Linked DNA regions of Homo sapiens: all the other regions are linked to region 3. Evidence: chromatin loops called from intact Hi-C (ENCODE). Cell type or tissue: CD4-positive, alpha-beta T cell. All regions are shown on one strand. Each heading gives the region's core, and the rest is flanking DNA. Links, peaks and the distances in the headings are about the cores only.

Region 1 (5,000 bases), core at 1-5,000, 380 kb before region 3:
AGTATCCGGGATTACAGGTGCCCACCACCATGCCTGGCTAATTTTTGTAATTTTAGTAGAGACAGGGTTTTGCCATGTTGGCCAGGCTGGTCTTGACTCCTGACTTCAGGTGATCTGCCCACCTCGGCCTCCCAAAGTGCTGGGATTACAGGAGTGAGCCACTGCGCCCGGCCTGCTTCTTGGTTTTATGATATACAACTTATGATAGCAGGTATCCTTCCTGGGGCTGGTGGAAGATGGTTTGTCATAGGATTTTGTCTGCCCTGGGGGGAGAAGAAGAAAGTTCAGTGGCTTGGCTCTGCACAGTGGCTTACGCCTGTAGTCCTAGCACTCTGGGAGGCCAAGGTGGGAAGACTACTTGAGGCCAGGAGTTTGAGACTAACCTGCCCAATGAGGAGAAAACCTGTCTCTACTAAAAATACAAAAATTAGCTGAACTTGTTGGCGTGTGCTTGTAGTCCCAGCTACTCAGGAGGCTGAGGTACAGAATCACTGGAACCTGGGAACTGGAGGTTGCAGTGAGCCAAGATTGCGCCACTGCACTCAGCCTGGGCAACAGAGTGAGAATCTGTCTCAAAAAAAGAAAGTTCAGTGGCCTAATGATAGTATTTCTTTGTTTCTCCTTTATTTTGCTGTAGGACAGTTGCCTGATTGTCACAGGCAACAAAAGATTGTTTTGTACATGTTTTAAAATATTACCTATCTTTAAAAATTTTTTTTATCTTCTCTTTTACTTAGATTATGAAAGAGTATTAGAACTAGAACCAAATAACTTTGAAGCAACAAATGAACTCAGGAAAATCAGTCAGGTAAACTATAGTTATTTAAATTAAGTGTATTATGACCTTTATTTGAAGAAGTAAAGCTTTTTGCATAGATTTTGTACTATAGATTTCTTAATATTGAGATTTTCTAATTTTAATTCTTTGTACTATAGAGTTTTACTAAATGAATTTGCATGCTAGAGGGAGTGTAATGGTATTTAAAGACCCTTGATTGTTCTAGAAGTTGCCTGAGATCTTTAAGAACTACTGCTGCTTTACTCTTTCTCAGATGACAGAATTATTATTTTTTTATCCCACTGATTTTCTTCCTTTTTGGCTTATGCACTGACTGAAACATTGAGAGAAAAGTGACAGTGATTGGGGAAAGTGTGCTTTTAAATATTACCACTACTATTGCACATAAGATCTGGTAAATATGTTAACTTGATTATAGTTGTGAACTGTATTACATATGTTTAAAATTTTGCCTTAGGTCAAATAATGACTGTGAATATTGAATTTGAGAAGTTTGGTGATGTAGTTGTAATGAACTGTTATGTCTGAAAACAGCTCCTAAAACAGTGTCTGGCCCGTATAGAAATTCAATAAATATTTGTTGAATAAATGAGCAACTACTTTTAATGGATGCTACTTATTTATTTATTTAAAATAATTCAACTTGTATTTTAGATTCAAAGGGTACATGTGCAGGCTTTTTACATGGGCATATTGTATGATACTGAGGTTTGGGGTATGAATGATTCCGCCACCTAGATAGTGAGCATAGTACCCAATAGGTAGTTTTTCATCCCCTCCCCTCCCCACCCCAATGTTTCTCTCCCCAACAGGTAGTCTATAGTGTCTGTTGTTTCTGTTTATGTCCATGTGTACCCAATGTTTACCTCCCACTTATAAGTCAAAACATGCAGTATGTGGCGTTTGATACTAATTTTAATTGAAATGAGAAGCACATTAAATTTATTATATGCTTATTTTACTTTTTACTTTAATAAGTAGAAAGATTTTGAATTAGAGCAGAAAATGTTATTTTGATTATTTAAAATGTGGCAGAAATTCTAATATATTTGAGGTATTTATGTTTTAAGGTCAAATATATATGCATCTTGCATTACTTTGTTTTATTTTAGCTGACTGCTATGTCTCCTAGGCTTTAGCATCCAAAGAAAACTCATATCCAAAGGAAGCTGACATAGTGATTAAGTCAACAGAAGGAGAGCGAAAGCAAATTGAAGCACAACAGAATAAGCAGCAGGCCATTTCAGAGAAAGATCGGGTAATCCAAAGCTATTCCAACGTACAATGTATATGTTTTGCTGAGTGTTGATTTATTTCTTGTATATCAGTTAATTTCTTTCTTCTCTAATATTAAAGTTTTGCTTGAGTAGGAATTGGGAATTAAATGCACTAAAGCCTCTGGGACCTACTAATTCAAAATTTGGGTAATTGATGACTTTATATATAAATTAAAAAAATAACTATAGAAACACTTAAGTTTAGGAAACTACTTTTGAATGTTTTATATATTTACATATACATAGTTATAAATTTAACATAGAAGTTAATTACAATCCATTCTTATAATGTACTTTTTTCATTAATTCACACTGGACTGTTTCTGATTGAAATTCCTCTACTAATCATGAGTTGAGGTTTAGTTTATTTATTGCCTTTCCTGGACCCACAGAGGATTCCTAATAAATATTTATGAAATGATTATTGATTGTGATATTTGACTGATTATAAGTAAATGTTATAGTGAAATCAGGTATACAAATTCCAATACAGCTGAATTTATCTTATATTTGGGCATATTAAAGTTATTGAAGAGTGGGCTTTATAATTCTGGTACTGTATTCTTTCACAAAATTTATTTGAGTTATGAAGTCCTTTTGTACAGCTTCTAATGTAACTTAAGACAGTATATTATTTGGACCTTTGTTAAAATAGGTTTTTAAATTTAAGCTTTGCGTAATATGTAATTAATGGAATAATAGTGAATGCTGCAAAGTAATGTAGTATACATGTTTTTCCTTTTTAGTACTGAAAAGAGAATAATGCCATTAAAAAAGAAACAACCCAAACCAACAGATTTTAAAACGTGTCTCATGGGCCAGATTTTTAACAATATTCTTTCTTGAAATACTGTTGGTGAATATCCTTGCAGTGTTTCATAAGATTTGAATTCATTTATTTTTTTTGAAATTTTTTTTTTATTCTCCATATCTCTCTACAAAATAACAGGGGAATGGATTTTTCAAAGAGGGGAAATATGAAAGAGCAATTGAATGCTATACTCGAGGGATAGCAGCAGATGGTGCTAATGCCCTTCTTCCAGCTAACAGAGCTATGGCCTATCTGAAGATTCAGAAGTAAGTATTGGTTACATTTTAGTGCTGTTCAGGATAAAAATTTACAATAAATTGGTAAATTTTTACCATAAGTTACCTAACATGCCAATTATGGCGTGTTAGGTTAGCTCACATGCCAATTTATGGTAAATTTAAGTAAGTTAAAATTTAATTTATGTATTTTTGAGCATTTAAATTAAAGTGAAATGAGAGGGGAAAAGTAGTGTGTGTGTGTGTGTGTGTGTGTGTGTGTGTATGTGTATGTGTGTGTTTATGTACCTGTGGTATACATAGTTCCAGGCACAAGGTGTGTATTCAGTAGATGTTCTTGTTAATATTTTCCCGCTTTTAAGTCTGGCATTACACAGTTTACCAGTTTTTCTCTAGTCGCTTTATGTATAGTATTCTGGATCTTGATTAAAAATTATTTTTCACTTCAGAGCCCCTTGGGCAAAGTCTTATCTGGAAATGTTTTATATACATACATGTATAACAAAAGAGAACTGCTGTCATTGAAACTGCTGATTAATAACATATGTAACAAACATTTGATCCTATATTAACCAGCTTTTTCTGGTTGTGCCCAAGTTGGACAATCAGTAGAATTATATCCGATGGCAGAAACTTAGACTTAGACTTTGTTTCTCTTGTTATACTTTACAGACTAATGCCAGAATTTTAAAAAGCCTGTAAATAGTATAAATAGGAATTCGAAACTTCTTCAGTGCCATGAATTCCCCTTTAGCTGTATGTTGAACGCTTCTCAGGATATTTTTAAATGCTTAACTGTACAACTAGGATTACAAAGGAAACCAATTATATCAAAATATAGTTTTGAAAATATTAAAAATTGTGATATAGTAGTATATTTGATTTTTTATTAACACACCTCAAAATGAGAAATTACATTTAAAATACAGGCAAGTGCTGTATTTTATGCTCACCAATATTCAGAATTACAGTACAAATTTAACCTGCTGCTTATTTGCATGTGATTGTACTGTATTTGAAACTACATTTAAAATACAGACAAGTTAATGTTAAAAAAATTTTAAAGACATGATTGTAAGGTTTCAGTAAGGACACCAAATTTTGGGATGATCCTCGACACATCTTCCACGTACTGATCAACAAGCAAGTGTGGATAGGGAATACCTGAAGCAACGTAGATGATTAGATTTCCAATGTGATAACACATGCCTTAGCTCTTTGTCTTCTGAATAACTACTAGGGCAGAGTTGCCCAACAGTTGCCAGCCTTGTCACAAGAGTATCTATAAACCAGACACTGCAATCACATGCAAATAAGCAACAGGTTAAATTTTTACTGTAATTCTGAATAGTGGTGAGCATAAGCAATATTTTGAGATACCAGTAACCGTTATAATGTGATATGGAAATATCTGATTTTTTTTTTTTTTTTGAGACAGAGTCCCCCTCTGTCACCCAGGCTGGAGTGCAGTGGTGTAATTTTGGCTCACTGCAACCTCCACCTCCCAGGTTCAAGCAATTCTCCTGCCTCAACCTCCCAAGTTGCTGGGTCTACAGGCATGCGCCATGACACCTAGCTAATTTTTGTATTTTTAGTAGAGATGGGGTTTTGCCATGTTGGCCAGGCTGGTCTCAAACTCCTGACCTCAGGTGATCTGCCCGTCTCGGCCTCCCAGAGTGCTGGGATTACAGGCAGGAGCCACCGCGCCCGGCCAAAATATCTGATTTTTATTGGTGACAAAGTGATAGATACTATTGTCTGCATTTGTATTTGAAAGATAGCTAAATTTTATTTGAAGTTTAGTGAAAACAGTGATACAGTTTTTTTCCTAAACAAGTTTCCACATCCCTCAGACAATCTCAGGTTAGGAGCTCCTG
Region 2 (8,588 bases), core at 1,911-6,910, 86 kb after region 3:
AAAAGGATTCGAAAATGGCCAGATCAGCGATCATTTTAGCCTAGGCATCTTTCTTTGCTGCAGATTTGATAAGTACACTTATTCATTTTGGTAGCTATTTTATCGATTCACTCATTCACTTAATAAAGATCATGGAGAGCCAAATAGTGCACTGGGTGCAAGGACTAGGTATGAAAAGGCAATTTTGGCCAGGTGCAGTGGCTCACGCCTGTAATCTCAGCACCTTAGGAGGCCAAGGCGGGCGGATAACTTGAGATCAGGAGTTCAAGACCAGCCTGGCCAACATGTTGAAACCCCGTGTCTACCAAAAATATAAAAAATTAGCCGGGTGTGGTGGCATGCGCCTGTAATCCGAGCTACTCAGGAGGCTGAGGCAGGAGAATTGCCTGAACCCAGGAGGCGGAGGTTGCAGTGAGCCGAGATCCCACCAATGCACTCCAGGCTGGGCGACAGAGCGAGACTCACTCCATCTCAAAAAGAGAGGCAATCTCTTCTCTCAAGAGGAGGGGTAAGAAAATGGGCACTTAAAGAGCTGGCTGCTAAAACGGATGTATGTAAATTAAGTACCTGAGACTGTTGGAAGAATCAAGCCAGAGGAGGGAGGTTTATGAACAATCATTGCAACCTGATTCCAACTTCGAATTAAAACAGAATTTTTTTAAAGTTTCATGGTAATTTTAAAAATCATAGTTATAAGTAGTTCCATGTTTTTTTCTGTTTTCAAAGTAAATTTTGGGCTTAGGCTAAAGCTGTCACAGATATATGTATTAATAATGTCTACTGCCACAATAAATTACTTTCCAGCATCTTGTTTATATTTCCCTGTTTGGGGATAATTAATTTTTTAATAGCTTCATAAGCTATGAATTACAACTCATTGACTATTGCTTTACAATGATCACAACCCAAACACATAACATTTATCTTTCATTAATGTTTTGTAATAATTATGTTGATTTTTCTTTTCTTTTTGATCTTTAGTTACAAGAAGAGGTACACTGAAATAAGCCAGTTGCTTTAGAGATACTGTAGAGAAGTTTTAAACCACAGAGATAGTCACTAAAAATTAGGATGTTTTGATTCATTGTGGGAAGTACTTGTAACTAATTTATAAGTTTCTTGCATATGACTATCTTAATACAATATTGTACTGGGAATATAAATGGTTCATTTCCTTATAACCGCATTTTGGGGGATCTAACCAATAGTTTGAACTTTCCAAGATTCTCTTAAATTTTAGTGGAATGGATGGTACAGATAAAGAATTATTTTTAATGAGCTCACCTGTATAATTTATCTATGTCAGCATTTGCTTAGTTTTCTAAGTGAATTTAAACTTGCCAAAAATTATATTACATGCCATATACAGTTTTGAAAGAAAAAAGAAAAGCAAACAATTCGAACTTTTCTTTGGGAAAACTTAGTGACTTGTGGACTGGGGATTCTCTAGAGACTCATATTTTGATTTGAGGCAAGTCAGTTAACATCCAGTGACCTATACAACACCAAAGTGGAAGAAGCAATGCAGGCCTATTTTTAAAAGTGGCTTTAGGATCAAATAAAAAAATACAGAAAAGTACTGAGAGATGCTATGCTGTGGTAAATAATGCAATAGAAAAATAATTGCCAGGCTGGGTGCAGTGGCTTAATTCTGTAATCCCAGCACTTTGGGAGGCCGAGACGGGTGGATCACTTGAGATCAGGAGTTCGAGACCAACGTGGCCAACATGGCAAAACCCCGTCTGTACCAAAAATACAAAAATCAGCTGGGCATGGTGGCACGTGCCTGTAATCCGAGCTACTTGGGAGGCTGAGGCAGGAGAATCATTTGAACCTGGGAGGTGGAGGTTGCAGTGAGCCAAGATTGTGTCACTGCACTCCAGCCTGGGCGACAGCGTGAGACTCTGTGTCAAAAAAAGAAAACGAAAAAGAAAAAGAATTGCCAAATAACCACTGGAAAGACTGTTAACTGATTCGAATCACCTACCTACATTGACCTCACTTCCTACGTAGGTCTCGGATCTGCAGTCCATTAATTAATTCAGTAAAAATTTAGAGAGCCCTGCGTCTATCTACGGCTATGACAGCTGTTACTGCACATTTGGCTCACATCCCTCAACAACAACCATGATTCCCCTGTGAATCCCCGCATCATGAAACCACGCCATATAGCCTGTATTTCTAAGTTGGTTATCCAGGTAGTCTTTAAACACATCTAAAATCATGCGAGATAAGCGAAAAACGGAAACTAGAATAAAGATCTTCAAACTGGGCTCCGTGTAATCACAGGTTTACTTTGTGGAGGAAGGAATCACTGTGGGTATATTCAGTTTGTATTTGTATCATCCCTACCAGGCCACAATCTGAAATTTGTAATTCTTTTTAAATAAACTATCAGCAGAAGAATCTCAAACACTTTGAGTCTGAAAATTACCAAGTTTAAAAATTCTTAAAGCAGTGTATTTTCCCATAATAATAGTCTAATATAAACAACGCCTATGAATTACAGAAAGAAATGCAGAGAGCATTTTTATGAATGAAGTGGTGGTTCTTAGTAACTGAAATGCAGGTAACTTCTGTAAAAACCAAAGATAAAACTATGGACCATTAATTCCAGTGACCTCACTTTTTTAAACTTTTGTTTTACAGCCTTTTGTAAATATTCCCTAAAATAAATAATCAAAGCATTTCATAAACACAAAAGTATGATTTCAATCATGTACAGTCTATAGTAAACCTCTACATGATGGTCTTGCATCATTATTCAAAGTATATTTGCTAACTTCCTACCTATTACCCCTTTAACACAAATGAAAGATACCAGAAGGTGGTGATCTGGCTTTCAACTCCAGACAAAGAAGCCAGACGTGGACTCTGCCCCTGGACAGCTGCGTGCTCTTGGGCTGGCTGCCCACAGTTCTGAACCAGTTTCCTCTTCTGTAAAAAGGGAATAATATTACCTACCTCGTCAAATAATAGTGAAAATGAAAAGAGATCTCGTACATCAGGGGCCTAATAATACAAGGCCTGCCAGACAGTAGGCCCCTCTAATCCTTTGGCTCAGCAAGCCCTCCCACAATGATTCCAGAGAAAACACAGGCCTGCAGACAGAACCCTGTTTGGACTCCCTCCTCAAACCTTCAAATCCTCACCCCGCTTCCCACCCTCCTGCAAAGGCAGAGAGGTACCTCCTTAGGCGTAAAGCTTCCTCAGCAGCTCAGGGACTTCGCTCCCGGATATCCCCCAGTGAGGGGATAATTTGCATTCTGCATTTTCTTTACCCTCCTTGGCCTGGATCCTTCTTTTTAGCATTAAACACATTCTAGTTTCTTGCTTTGAAAAAGAAAGGAAACATCTTTGACTCCACCTCCAGGACAGTCCTATCTTTTGCCTCCACTCCAAGGCCACATTTAAAAAAAAAAACTTGCTTGCACTGACTGGGTCTGGGTCTGGGCCCCACCTCCCACTCACTCCTCCGTTTACTTTAATTTGGCTCTGACTGGATCAAAGCCAAGGAATGTTTGTTAGTAAATCACCGATGATTTCCCTGTTGCTCCTTTCAGTGGCCACTTTTTGGTTCTTACAGTATGAGGGGTAGGGGCACTACTGACTGCTCCCTCTGAGAAACCCAGCCCTCAAGTCCACGTATTTGTGACACCCTTGTATCCTGTCTTTCCCTAGTATCTTTTGAGGGTTTCTCTTTCTCTGGCAGTTCCCCAAATGTTGGTCTTTCTCTCTCTCTCTCTCTTTTTCTTATTTCTCCCTCCCTTCCAGGTCTTTCTCAAGGCCCACTGAAGGGCTCTTTTCTTCTCTTCTTCAACATTCTTATCCTCGTGTGTCCACCCATTTTCAGAGTGTCAGGAAATGAGGTAACCCTATGTCCCTATTTGCCCCAAACAGTTCTGGTTTCTGCCTGTTTCCCCAGAATGATTAGTAGCACCCCAAACCCTTAAGAGTCCTGGTTTGGATGGTTACAACGGACCATCCCCTTATCAATTCCCATTTGTATGCAGATGACTGAGAATTGGGGCAATAAAGCACACTGGCTGAGAGGGAGGGGCTCTGGGGTTGGCCCCCTGGGTTTGATCCTGCTCCACTGCTTACTAGCCCTTGAGTCCCTGGGCCTATTAAGCAACCCCTCTGCCCTGAAGAAACCTCATCAATAAAATGGGAACAATATTACTGCAGTTTTCCTAACAAGTGAGGGTTAAATGAACACATGTAAAGTTATTAGCATGACACCGCCACATTTCTAAGTGCTCAGTGAATGTAGCTATTATCTTTGTCTCTAGCCCAGACCTGTCTCCTGAGTTTCAGACATATTCAGGTAGAGAGAATAAAGTTATCTGGGGTTGGAGGGGTAGGAGGTAGGAAAAGCAGTCTATGCAGGCCCCTATCACTTCCCAATTCTCTCTCTTTTTTTTTTTTTTTTTTTTTTGAGATGGAGTTTTGCTCTTGTTGCCCAGGCTGGAGTGCAATGGCGTGATCTCAGCTCACCGCAACATCTGCCTCCCAGGTTCAAGCGATTCTCCTGCCTCAGCCTCCCAAGTAGCTGGAATTACAGGCACGTGCTACCACGCCCGGCTAATTTTTTTGTATTTTTAGTAGAGACGGGGATTCTCCATGTTGGTCAGGCTGGTCTCGAACTCCTGACCTCAGGTGATCCACCCTCCTCGGCCTCCCAAAGTGCTGGGATTACAGGCGTGAGCCACCACGCCCGGGCGTTTTTTTTTTTTTTTTTTTTAATTTTTTTTTTAAGAGATAGAGTCTCACTCTGTCACCCAGGCTGGAGTGCCATGGTGCGATCATGGCTCACTGCAGCCTTTATCTCCCAGGTTTAAGAGATCCTTCTGCCTCAGCCTGCCAAGTAGTTGGGACCACAAGTGTGCATCCCATGCCCAGCTAATTTTTTAAAATTTTTTGTGGAGACAGGCTCTTGCTTTGTGGCCCAGTCTGGTCTTGAACTCCTGGTTTCAAGTAAACCTCCTGCCTTGGCCTCCCAAAGTGCTGGGATTACAGCCATAAGCCACCATGCCCAGCCACTTCCCACTTCTCTAGACACTCATTTATCTTCCCATCAAACTGTGGCTGAATTTCTCAAATAATTGTCTTGTGACCTTTGAACAGTCTCCCTAAATGTAAATATTGCATTGACCAACAATGGGAATGATGGCAGCACATTCTCACCAGGCAATTTCAGAGAGCTGCTGTATAATTTTTCTTGAAGCACTGGCTGGGAATACATAATTGGGTGGAAATATACTTTGCTTCTGAAATGTGTGGATAAAGTCATTTTTATTTTTGATGACTGGTTTTGTTTTAATTGTGAAGAAATCCTTAGGTTGATCTGTATCCTGGCAATCATTTAAAAATTTTCATGTTGGCGGGGCGTGGTGGCTCACCACCTGTAATCCCAGCACTCTGGGAAGCTTAGGCAGGAGGATCACTTGGCCCAGGAATTCAAGACCAACCTGGACAACATGGTGATATCCCTTTCTTAAAAAAAAAAAAAAAAAAAAAAAGAATTTTGATGTCTAACAAATATTGGAAACAATATATATATTTTGAAGATATAGCTTAGGGAGGAGGGGAATGTTGCAATATATATTTTGGGAAGCTGAGCACAGTGATCAATGTCACATTTGTTTTCAGTTTTATGGTTAAATATTTTACTTTCCCCCAATTTTTCTTAGTCCTTAAAAAGTGTGTCTTTGATTAAAACATTATTTTTTAATTGGTATAGTTTTAATTTTATATGTTTTCTTACATAAAACTTCATCATCTAGGTTTTAAAGTTTCAAATTCATTTAATATGTTAGAATAATTCCAACATTTTGCATTCTGTAAACTTTTTATGTCTTGGGATATGATCCTTTCTTCTTGGGATCTTCTGAAAGCCCGCAGGGAACCATAGGGTTTGTATAAGCCCAGAGGGCCTTTTCTCATGTCTTTATGTTTGTCTCTGTGACTCACCTTTGAATGTTCCCCAACCCTTTCCTGTTACTGAAATTCTGCTCCTTCATTAAGACTCACGTTAAAAGACAATTTTGTCAGAGAGCCTTCCCTACTCTCCTAGATAGAAAAATCTCTCCTTCCTCTGAGGGATGCCTCTACTTAACCTTTGGTTCTGTTTTGTTCTATAATTAACTGCCCATGTGCCATTCTATCCCACTCTATGCTAGTTCTGGATGGCAGAAGTGGGTCTCACCCATCCTTGTACCCCTCAGGGCCCAGTGCCTGTGCCTAGTAATCATCGGCACTCACTGAGCACTCACTTTGTGCCAGGCCTATTCCATTCTCACAACCCGGTGAAGGAGGAAGTATTATTATCTCCATTTTATAGATAAGTAAACTGAGGCATGGAGAGGTTATATAAATTGCCTAAGGTTGGCTGGGCATAGTGGCTCACGCCTGTAATCCCAGCACTTTGGGAGGCCGAGGTGGGTGGATCACCTGAGGTCAGGAGTTTGAGACCAGCCTGATCAACATGGTGAAACCCAGTCTCTACTAAAAATACAAAAATTAGCCTGGTGTCATGGCACACACCTGTAATCCCAGCTATTCAGGAGGCCGAGGCAAGAGAATTGCTTGAACCCGGGAGGCAGAGGTTGCAGTGAGCCAAGATCGCGCCACTGCACTCCAGCTTGGACAATAGAATGAGACTCTGTCTCAAAAAATAAATTAAAAATAAATAAATAAATTGCCTAAGGTTGCCCAGCTAGTAAATGGCAGAACTATTCTTTTGACAATGTATCTTCTTCTTCTTCTTCTTTTTTTTTTTTTTTTTTTTTTGAGGCAGTGTCTCCCTTGGTCACCTGGGAGTACAGGGGCATGATCACGGCTCACTGCAGCTTCAACCTCCCAGGCTCAATCAATCCTCCCTCCTCAGCCTCCTAGGTAGTTGGGACTTTAGGCTCATGCCACCACACCCATTATTGACAGTGAATCTTCTGAATAATTAGATAAGCTTAAGGTTTCCTTTTGTTTCTTTAGGAAGAAGTATGGCTCCAAAGCCTGAGCTTTTAATCTCAGCTATAAATACTTGTTTAAATTAAGAAGAAAAAAAATCATATTATCTAGAAAGAAATATTTGCATGTAGCTTTCCTTGTTATTCTCTGTTGAAAAACAAAACAATATTTTGTGCACAGCTTTAAATTTTTCCATGAGAAAACAAAGCAGGTGTGAAATAACTTAGTTCGATTTTCATCACTCTGTTAGCTAGTCTTCTTAAAAGCCGATGGAAAACCCAGTGCTGCACTAAAGCTATATTTGTGTTTCAAATGTTTAGGCTTATGCTGACTACTCTAGATTCCAACCAGTGGCTGAATTAAAAGTTCCCATGGATGAAAAACAAGGGCGATTGGAGAGCTAATAATGACGAGTGCTTTCAACTGATGAACAGGTTGGATTGTGACAATTCTGCTCCAGGACTAGCTACAAAAGTCCATTTACTCAGTAACAGGAATCTAGGGTTGAGTCAGCAGGCCTGGATTTCTTCCACCTCTAATGCTTACTTTATCTTTGTGCTACTTAGTTTTTTACTTCTTAAATGGGGGAAATAGCACCTATGCTCCTCTGAAGGGATTACCCAAAAGAGTTTTAAAAATGGACATTATTTTATTATTGTTGCTATCATTATTGTTACCATTTTTGTAGTATTTAAATTCTATGTGTAATAGTGTTTCTATGGAAAAAGAAACTTTTTTATTTTTGTTTTTTGAGATAGAGTCTCACTCTGTTGCCCAGGCTGGAGTGCAGTGGTGCAATCTTGGCTCGCTACATCCCCTGTCTCATGGGCTAAAGTGATTCTCCTGCCTCAGTCTCCGGAATAGCTGGGATCACAGGCATTTGCCACCATGCCCAGATAATTGTTCTATTTTTAGTAGAGGCGGAGTTTCACCGTGTTGGCCAGGCTGGTCTCGAACTCCTGACCTCAGGTGATCCACCCACCTAGGCCTCCCAAAGTGCTGGGATTACAGGCCTGAGTCACCTTTTTCCACAGGCGGCCGATCTATGGAAAACATTTTTTGAATTTAAAAATGAGAGCAAGTCTCAGCCAGGTAGAGTGGCTCACACCTGAAATCCCAACACTTTGGGAGGCCAAGGAGGGACGATTGCTTGAGACCAGGAGTTCAAGCCCACCCTGGGCAATAAAGCTACACCTCTGTCTCTAAAAAAAAAAAAAAAAAAGAAAAAAAATTAAAAATGATCAGGATGTGGTGGCGCATGTCTGTAGTCCCAGCTACTCAGGAGGAGGCTGAGGTGGAAGGATACCTTGCACCCAGGAGTTTGTGGCTGCAGTGAGTCGTGATGGCACCACTGCGCTCCAGCCTGGATGACAGAGCAAGACACTGTCTCTGCCTTGGCTTTTACTCACACTATGTTGTAGAGGATTCTGGAAACTTGAGTTCCCACTGCTTTGCCTGTTGGCAGTGCAACTGAGGACTTGCCAGTTTCAAGCTCTACGGCTTGGAGCGGAAGAAAGGACAAGCAAGGTCCAGGGACTAAGGAAGCTGAGGAACAAGAATCTTGTGCTGGTGAAATGAATGTCATACTGCCTATGCACACCGACTAACTTCTCACATTA
Region 3 (8,588 bases), core at 1,353-6,352:
GGGGTGGATTACCCCCTTGCTGTTCTCATGATAGTGAGTGATTTCTTGCAAGATTTGGTTGTTTAAAACTGTGTGGCACCTCCCCGCTCTCTCTTTGTCCTGCTCCTGTCATGTAAGACTTGCCAGTTTCCCCTTCACCTTCTGCCATGATTGAAAGTTTCCTGAAGCTTCTTCAGCCTTGCTTCTTGTACAGCCCGTGGCACTGTGAGCCAATTAAACATCTTTTCTTTACAAATTTCCCAGTCTTAGGCAATCCTTTACAGCCGTGTAAGAACAGACTAATACACCCACCTTATGCTATTCATGTCTTGTGTAAATCCCCTCCCCTTGAGTGTGGGTGAGACTTGTTAATTGCTTCTAACCAGTAGAATATGGCAAAGCTGATGGGATACGATTGTGCAACATAAAATTGTACCCCATCTTGCTTGGAGATGCTCACTCTTGCTAGCTTTTCTGGGTAGTGGGAGGGAGATGGTCTTGATCTCTTGTCCAGGCTGGAGTGCAGTGGCATGATCACAGCTCACTGTAGTCTTGACCCCTTGGGCCCAAGCAATTCTTCCACCTCAGCCTCCCAAGTAGCTGGGACCACAGGTGTGTGCCCCTGGCTATTTTTTTCTATTTTTTGTAGAGTCTCATTATGTTACTTAGGCTGGTATCAAACTCCTGGGCTCAAGTGATCCTCTCACTTTGTCCTCCCAAAGTTTTGGAATTACAGGCATGAGCCACCACACATGGCCTCTTGCTTACTTTAAGAAAGCAAAGGTCATGTTGAGAAAGCCCCATGGCAAGGAGCAGAGGGCAGTCCAAGACCAATATCCAGCAAGAGACTGAGGCCCTCAGTCCAATATCCCATGAGTTACTGAATCTTGTTAACTACTACCTGAGCTTGGAAGTGGATCCTTGCTCAGTCTAACCTCAGCTGACACCTTGATTGCATCCTTGTGAGACCCTGAAGTGGAGGACACAGTCAAGCCATGCCCTGATTCCTGACCCACTAAAACTGTGATTTTGTTTATCTTTTCCAAAAACCAACTTTTTATTTCTTTGATATTCTGTATTTTTTAGTCTCAAGTTCATTTATTTCTGCTCTGATCTTTTTTACTTTCCTTCTGTGTATTTTGGGTCTGTTTTGTTTTTGCTTTCCTAATTCCTTTATGTTTATTTGAAGTATTTCTACTTTTTTGAATAAAAATTATTTATATTTAATTTTATATTTCTTTCTGCTTTTTGATATAGGCATTTATTGCTATAAATTTCCCTCTTACTACTGCTTTTGCTGTATCCCATAGATTTTGGTATATTGTATTTCCATTTTTATTCTTTTCAAGAAATTTTAAAATTTTCTTCTTAATTTCTTCATTGACCCATTGGTGGTTCAGGAGCATGTTGTTTAATTTCCATGTGTTTGGGAAGATTTAGAGGTTCCTCTTGTTATTGATCTCTAGGTTTATTCCACTGTGGTCAGAAAAAACCATTTGATACATGATGTAATTTCTACTTTTTTGAATGTATTCAGACCTTTTTTGTGGCCTAAGATATAATCTATTCAGGAGAATGTTCCATATACTAATGAAAAGAATGTGTATTCTGCAGGATTTGAGTGAAATGTTCTGTAATTGTCATACCTATCCGGTCTACTGTGCTGTGTAGTTCAACTCCAAAGTTTCTTTGTTAATTTTCTGTCAGGATAATCTGTCGGTTTCCTGAGAGTAGAGTGTTAAAGTCCCTTGCTATTAGTGTATTTCAATCCATCTTTTCCTTTAGCTCTATTAATGTTTGCTTTATATACTTAGGGGCCCTAGTGTTGCGTGCATAGATATTTATAATTGTTATATTTTCTTGCTGAATTCACCCCTTTATTATTATTTAGTGACCTTCTTTGTCTCTTTTTGCAGTCTTTGATTTGTAGTCTATTTTATCTAAGTACGGCTACTCCTGCTTTGTTTTGGCTTCCAGTGGTATGAAATATCTTTTCACCCCTTCACTTTCAGTCTGTATGTTTTTGTTTTTGTTTTGAGACAGGGTCTTGCACTGTTGTCCGGGCTGGAGTACAGTGGCATGATCTTGACTCACTGCAACCTCCACCCCCCAGGTTCAAGCGATTCTCCTGCCTCAGCCTCCCTAGTAGCTGGGATTGCAGGCTCCTGCCACCACACCCAGCTAATTTTGTATTTTTTTAGTAGAGACAGGGCTTCACCGTGTTGGCCAGGCTGGTCTCGAACTCCTGACCTCAAGGGATCTACCCATCTCGGCCTCCCAAAGTGCTGGGATTACAGGCCTGAGCCAGCATGCCCAGCCAGTCTGTATGTCTTTTTAGGTGGAATGGGTTTCCTGTAGGCATTATATAGTTGAGTCTCGTTTCTTTATTCATTCATCCACTCTATGCCTTTTAATTGGAGAATTCAGTGAATTTACATTCAGTGTTATTGATAAGGACTCACTGCTGCTATTTTGTTGTTTTCTGATTATTTTGTAATTCCTCCCTTCCTTCTTGCTTTTTTACTGTCTCTCTTTGTGGTTAAGTGACTTTCTCTGGTAGTAAGTTTTAATTTGTTGCTTTTAACTTTTAGTGAATCTATTATAGGTTTTTGCATTGGGGTTACCATGAGGCTTATGAAAAACATTTTATAGATAAAACAAATTATTTTAAGGAGATAACAACTTATCTTAGACCACAAAGAAAAGAATGGAAACACACAAAGCAAAAGCAAAAAAAAAAAAATCTACAACTTCCTTACTCTCACATTTTGACTTTTGTCTTAATTTGCCTCTGTTTATATTGCCTATATTTTAACAGGTTAATGTAGCTATTATTGTTTTGGTAGATGCATCTTTTGGGCTTCATACTAGAGTTATGAGTGGATTGCACTCCACAATTACAGTGTAAGAGTATTCTGGGTTTGTCTACTTACTTAATTTTACCAGTGGGTTTTACACCTTCAAATATTTTATTTCTTCTTTTTTTCTTTCTTTAGTTTTTCTTTCTTTTTTCTTTTCTTTTTTCTCTTTTTATTGCACATTTTGCTTTTAGATTGATTGAAGAACTCCCTTTAGCATTTTTTGTATGACAGGTCTGGTGGTGGTGAATTCTCTTCCCTTTTGCTTATCTGGGAACGACTTTATCTCTCCTTCACAGGTGAAGAATACCCTTGCTGGACACTATTCTTGAATGGTAGTTTTTTTCTTTCAGTACTTCTTTGAAAATGTTATCCTACTCCCTCCTGGCCTGTATGGTTTCCATTGAGAAGTTTATTGCCAGATGAATTGGAAATCCTTTATATGTTACTTGCTTTTCTCTTGCTGCCTTTAGGATCCTCTTTGTCCTTCACCTTTGGGAGTTTATTATATGCCTTGGAGCAGTCTTATTTGAGTCAAATCTTATTTTGTGTTCTCTGACCTTCCAGTACCTGGATATTTATATTTTTCTCAAGTTTGGAAAGTTTTATGTTATTATTTCTTTGATTAAACTTTCTACCCCTTCCCCTTGCTCGACTTTCTCTTAAACACCAATAATTTTTAGATGTGGTCTTTTGAGTTAATTTTATAGGCAATCATCATTCCTTTTCATTCTTTTTTTTCTTTTTTCTCCTCTTACTATATGTTTTCAAATAGCCTGTCTTCTCTGCTATTGAGAGCCTCTAATGAATTTTTCAGTTCACCAAATATTTTTCTAAGTTCCAAAATTTTTGTTTTTCTAAATTATTTAGATTTCTTTGTTAAATTGCTCTGATAAATTTCTGAAATTTGTTTTCCGTGTTATCTTGGCGATCACTGAGTTTCCTTAAAACTGCCGTTTAGGGTCAGTCACTGGTTTCTTGTTTTGTCCATTTGGGGAGACCTTGGTTTCCTGTTTGCTGTTGTTTCTTGTGGATGTATGTCTATGTCTTTACATTGAAGGATTAATTATTTATTCCAGTCTTCTCTGTCTGGCTTGTTTTGATTTTTATTGGCTACAATTGCTTAAAGGTTCTTTATTGCTATGGACTGTCTTCTTTTCAGCTCTAGGTGGCGTCTTTACGCCAGGTTCACCTCAGCTCTAGTAAATGATCAGAGCATGCCCTTTCTGAGTGGCAGAGGTCCCTAAGGGGATATCCTGGCAGTGTAGGAAGGTTGGCTAGAAGTTCGTCCCCAGGAGACCTGTGGAACAAACCTTCTGCAGTATGGTGCTGCTGAACAGTCACTCTGATTTGGTGTCTTGTTTGGCTGATTTACAAAGCAGTTCCCAGGGCAGGGGATGGTAGTCTTCCCTCCCCACCGGTTCTGACTGTTCTCAGGGATATTTCTCTTTTCAGGCACTCACAGTGCTTCCTGTGGCTCTAAGGTAGGGATGGGTCTCTTGCCATGGAACCCAGGATGATGAAGTTGGTTATCCACCTCAACCTCATTTTTTCCAGTGAGAAACTGAGTTGGGGGAAATTATTTCTTGTGCTTGATACCAGTCAGAATGAGGGGAGAGACGTCACAAATGTGGAAGTGTGTCCAGAATTGGTGGGTTCTTGGACTCGCTTACTTCAAGAATGAAGCCGCGGATCCTCGCAGTGAGTGTTGCAGTTCTTAAAGATGGTGTGTCCGGAGTTTGTTCCTTCAGATGTTCAGATGGGTCCGGAGTTTCTTCCTTCTGGTGGGTTCGTGGCTGACATCAGGAGTGAAGCTGCATCCCTTTGTGGTGAGTGTTACAGCTCTTAAAGGCGATGCGTCTGGAGTTATTCCTTCCTCCCGGTGGGTTCATGGTCTTGCTGGCCTCAGGAGTGAAGCTGCAGACCTTCGCGGTGAGTGTTACAGTTCATAAAGGTGGCGTGTCCGGAGTTGTTTGTTCCTCCCATCTGGAATTGTTCGTCCCTCCTGGTGAGTTCGTGGTCTCGCTGGCTTCAGGAGTGAAGCTGCAGACCTTCGTGGTTAGTGTTACAGTTCATAAAGGCAGTGCCAACCCAAAGAGTGAGCAGCAGCAAGATTTATTGCAAAGAGCTAAACCCTCCACAGCGTGCAACGGTACCCGCGTTGTGGCTGCTGGCTTGGGTGACCTGCTTTTATTCCCTTGTATGGCCCCACCCACATCCTGCTGGTTGTTCCATTTTACAGAGAGCTGATTGGTCCATTTTGACAGAGTGCTGATTGGTGCGTTTACAAACCTTTAGCTAGACACAGAGTGCTGATTGTGCTGATTGGTGCGTTTACAGTCCTTTAGCTAGACACAAAAGTTCTCCAAGTCCCCACCCAATTAGCTAGACACAGAGCACTGATTGGTGTGTTTATAAACCTTTAGCTAGACACAGAGTGCTGATTGGTGCATTTACAATCCTTTAGCTAGACACAAAAGTTCTCCAAGTCCCCACCCATCCCAGAAGCCCAGCAGGCTTCACCTTTCACTGGCACTGGCTTGACTTTGCGGCACCTATCCTGGACACTCCGGCAACCCAGAAGGAGCTCGTCCCAGACAACCAAGAGGAAAAGGGGAAGCCAGAAAGAGACAGAGACCCGCCATCGTTGCCAACAACTCGGTGAAGAGGGAATGGCGATCCAAGCAGGGGACCCAGCCTCTGATCAAGCCCAGCAGGCACCAGCCTGCTGCCCGGAGTGCGGGGCCCTCCGAGCCCGTGCCCACCCAGAACCCATGCCGGACTGCAAGCACCGCGCAGCCCCAGCTCTCGTCTGCGCCTCTCCCTCCACACCTCCCTGGAGCAGAGGGAGCCGGCTCCAGCCTCCGCCAGCCCCAGAAAGGGGACCCCACAGCGCAGTGGTGGGCTGAAGGGCTCTTCAAGCACGGCCAGAGCGGACGCCGAGGCCGAGGAGGCCCCGAGAGCTAGCAAGGGCTGCTAGCACATTGTCACCTCTCAGAAGTCCAATTCTCTTACCATCTGCTTAGAGTTTTTCACTTCTTTGTGGCCCTGGGAACTCTTTTTCATATATGAGTTCTGGAATATTTCTGGTGATAATCTTGACATTGTACATTTGGTTTTGGTTTATTGTGGAGGGAGTGAAGTCAGCATGCTTCTATGCTGCCATTTTGGAACTGGAAGTCCTCCTGACCCACAGAAACAGAAATAATAAATGTGTATTCCTTCAGGCTAGTAAGTTTGTAGCACTATTATTACACAGATAAGTAATGATACCGGAGTGCTGGGAAGGGAAGAGGGTGGTCCCTGGCTGGGCCTCTACCCCCAAGGACCTAGGTGAGGACGGTACTCCTGTCTTGGTGCTCAAATGTTGCATTTCCCAAAACTACCCTGGCCTGCCATGCCCCCATCCTGTGCCTATAGAAACCTCCCAGACCTAGCAGGCAGACACAGAAGTGGCTAGACGTCCACAGGAGCACATGGGCGGAGGCACACACAGGCGGCTGGGTGTCAAGTGGAATGCACTGGCACAGGCAATCCAGCAGGCACCCCGATCCGCAGAACAATACGGAGTTTGGCTGGGGCAGTTGGAGGAGAGCCTCGTTGATGAGCGGCCCAACTCCGGGGGAGAACCGTCTCCCTTCTGGATCCCCCATTTGCTGAGAGCCACTTCCACTCAATAAAACCTTGCTCTCATTCTCCAAGTCCACGTGTGATCCAATTCTTCTGGTGCACCAAGGCAAGAAACCCCGGGATACAGAAACCCCGGGATACAGAAATCCCTCTGTCCTTGTGATAACGAAGGGGGTCGAATTGAGCTGATGAACACAAGTCACCTATAGACGGGAAACTAAAAGAGCACCCTATAACACATGCCCGCTGGGGCTTCAGAAGCTGTAAACAATCACTCCTAGACACTGCCCTGGGGTCGGAGCTCTATATAGCCTTCCCATCTCCATTCTCCCTTAGAGGTTTGAGCAGCGGGGCATTGAAGAAGCGAGGCACTCCCCCGTCACACACCCTGTGAGGGGGACGAGGGAACCTTTCCCGTTTCGGTAATACAGAGCACATATTAATAATGGCCAGAAAAGAAAAGCAGACAGTGAAAATTTTGTTTTGTTGGACTTCATATTTATTATCATGCCAGTAAAAAAATTAATAATAAAAAAAGAATAAATAAATAAAGGCCAGGTGCGGTTCCTCATGCCTGTAATCCCAGCACTTTGGGAGGCTGAGATGGGTGGATCACCTGAGGTCAGGAGTTTGAGACCAGCCTGGCCAGCATAGTGAAATCCTGTCTCTACTAAAAATACAAAAAAAAATTAGCTGGGCCTGGTGGCAGGCACCTGTAATCTCAGCTACTTGGGAGGCTGAAGCAGGAGAATGGCTTGAACCCAGGAGACAGAGGTTGCAGTGAGCCGAGATTGTGCCATTGCACTCCAGCCTGGGCAACAAGAGCAAAACTCCGTGTCAAAAAATAATAATAATAATTAATAAATAAATAAGAGATCAAAAAGGAAAAAATTGATTAAATTTTTAAAGCATTAATTTTTTTAAAAAAGAAAAACATATCTATATATTGCTCTGTCACAGGCATGAATAATACTGTAGTTTCTGTTTTTAAGCCTTCTTCAAATTTGTCATTGGCTCTATCAATGGCTTGTTCCTTCTTGCGTGTTCATGTTAAATTCAGAGCATAGCAAGATTTGTCAATTTATATTTGCCTACAGTTGATCCTTACATAGGGATATGTCATACCATGGGGCTTGAGCCTGCCAACTGTACCCAAAACTTGAATGACTCTCAACTATAACAAATTTACTTTTGAAACAAACATGTATAGTCATGTCCACTTGTGTCAGGGCCAGCTGTATAGCTAAAGTTCCCTGAATTAACTTCCAAGTAGAATGCCATCATTTTTCTTAAGGGTTAAGCAATAAAATGTGCTAATTTAAAATGTGCATATTCATGTTTAAAGCTCAAAAGTGACTGTGGCAACTGTTTAGAACTTAGACCAATAGAAAATTTGTTTTTGTTTTTTTCCTTGGGGAAGAGTATTCCATCACTGATGTTGTTTAGAATTCCTGCTGCATAGTGATAATAAAAAGTAGCCTGAATATTAGTCTGAATGTTTTATTATTGTTGGTCTGTACCTGGGGCACACTCCATGAATCCTTGGTGCACTGTGGTGAAAGAGACAGAATAATGAGGGGTGCTGAATGTGCAGGGTGCCCAGACACGGTGTCTCTGATGAGGTCATGTTTGAACAGAGACCTAAAGGGACACAAGGAAGGAACCGTGAATCTACCTGGAGAGAATGATTCCAGCAAGCACAAAGGTTCTGCCTCCAGAATGTGGGTGGTGTGTTTGAGAAACAGCAAGCATCCCTGTGACTGGAGTAGAAGGACTGAGAAGGATATAGGAGGAGGTTAGAGAAGTAACAAGTTAAGTCAGGCATGGTGGCTTATGCCTGTAATTCCAGCACGTTAGGAGGCCATGGCATGAGAATCACTTGAGGCCAGGAGTTTGACACCAGCTTGGGCAACGAAGCAAGACCTTGTCTTTACAAAAAGAGAAAAAGATAATGTTAGCCGGGTATAGTGGCATGTGCCTGTAGATGGAGTGGGAAGACATGAATGTCTGAGCCATGTGGCTCCTGTTCCCATCACATTCCTTTACGCTGGGTGATGCAGGCTCTGGCCTGGTGAAATTACGTTGGATGTCTAGTTGGAAAACCTTGTTTAAGCCAAGTAT

Evidence for each region. Peaks named below come from ENCODE experiments on the same cell type or tissue, not always from the same donor. Only the 100,000 strongest peaks of a DNase experiment are listed, where the experiment ranks them.
Region 1: a loop joins it to region 3, with 2.4 times the contacts of the local background. A loop is called at or near these places in 7 of 110 quality-filtered maps.
Region 2: a loop joins it to region 3, with 2.1 times the contacts of the local background. A loop is called at or near these places in 16 of 110 quality-filtered maps.

What each region holds. Positions count from the first base shown.
Region 1 is chr12:47,684,933-47,689,932 of GRCh38, reverse strand. It overlaps RPAP3 (RNA polymerase II associated protein 3), which reads left to right. Exons shown (of 17, transcript NM_024604.3): 7 at 738-808; 8 at 1,932-2,057; 9 at 3,026-3,153. Among named protein-coding and RNA genes, the nearest start is that of RPAP3, 19 kb to the left of the region's middle. In CD4-positive, alpha-beta T cell, for the core only: CTCF peaks have their summits at 2,894 and 3,097 (motif pointing right); a DNase peak (open chromatin) is centred at 3,102.
Region 2 is chr12:47,218,273-47,226,860 of GRCh38, reverse strand. The region is part of intron 3 of PCED1B (PC-esterase domain containing 1B); the gene reads right to left. Among named protein-coding and RNA genes, the nearest start is that of PCED1B-AS1, 6.1 kb to the right of the region's middle. RefSeq lists enhancers at 3,230-3,960, 3,961-4,691, 4,692-5,423, 5,719-6,219. In CD4-positive, alpha-beta T cell, for the core only: no CTCF peak of the experiment used is centred there; no DNase peak of the experiment used is centred there; H3K4me3 peaks cover 2,766 bases; H3K27ac peaks cover 2,427 bases.
Region 3 is chr12:47,303,397-47,311,984 of GRCh38, reverse strand. LOC105369747 (a long non-coding RNA gene) reads left to right here and starts at 4,586. Exons shown (of 2, transcript NR_135024.1): 1 at 4,586-4,666; 2 at 5,305-6,068. RefSeq lists an enhancer at 4,469-5,668. In CD4-positive, alpha-beta T cell, for the core only: CTCF peaks have their summits at 3,819 and 4,032; DNase peaks (open chromatin) are centred at 4,044 and 5,004; H3K4me3 peaks cover 1,257 bases; H3K27ac peaks cover 926 bases.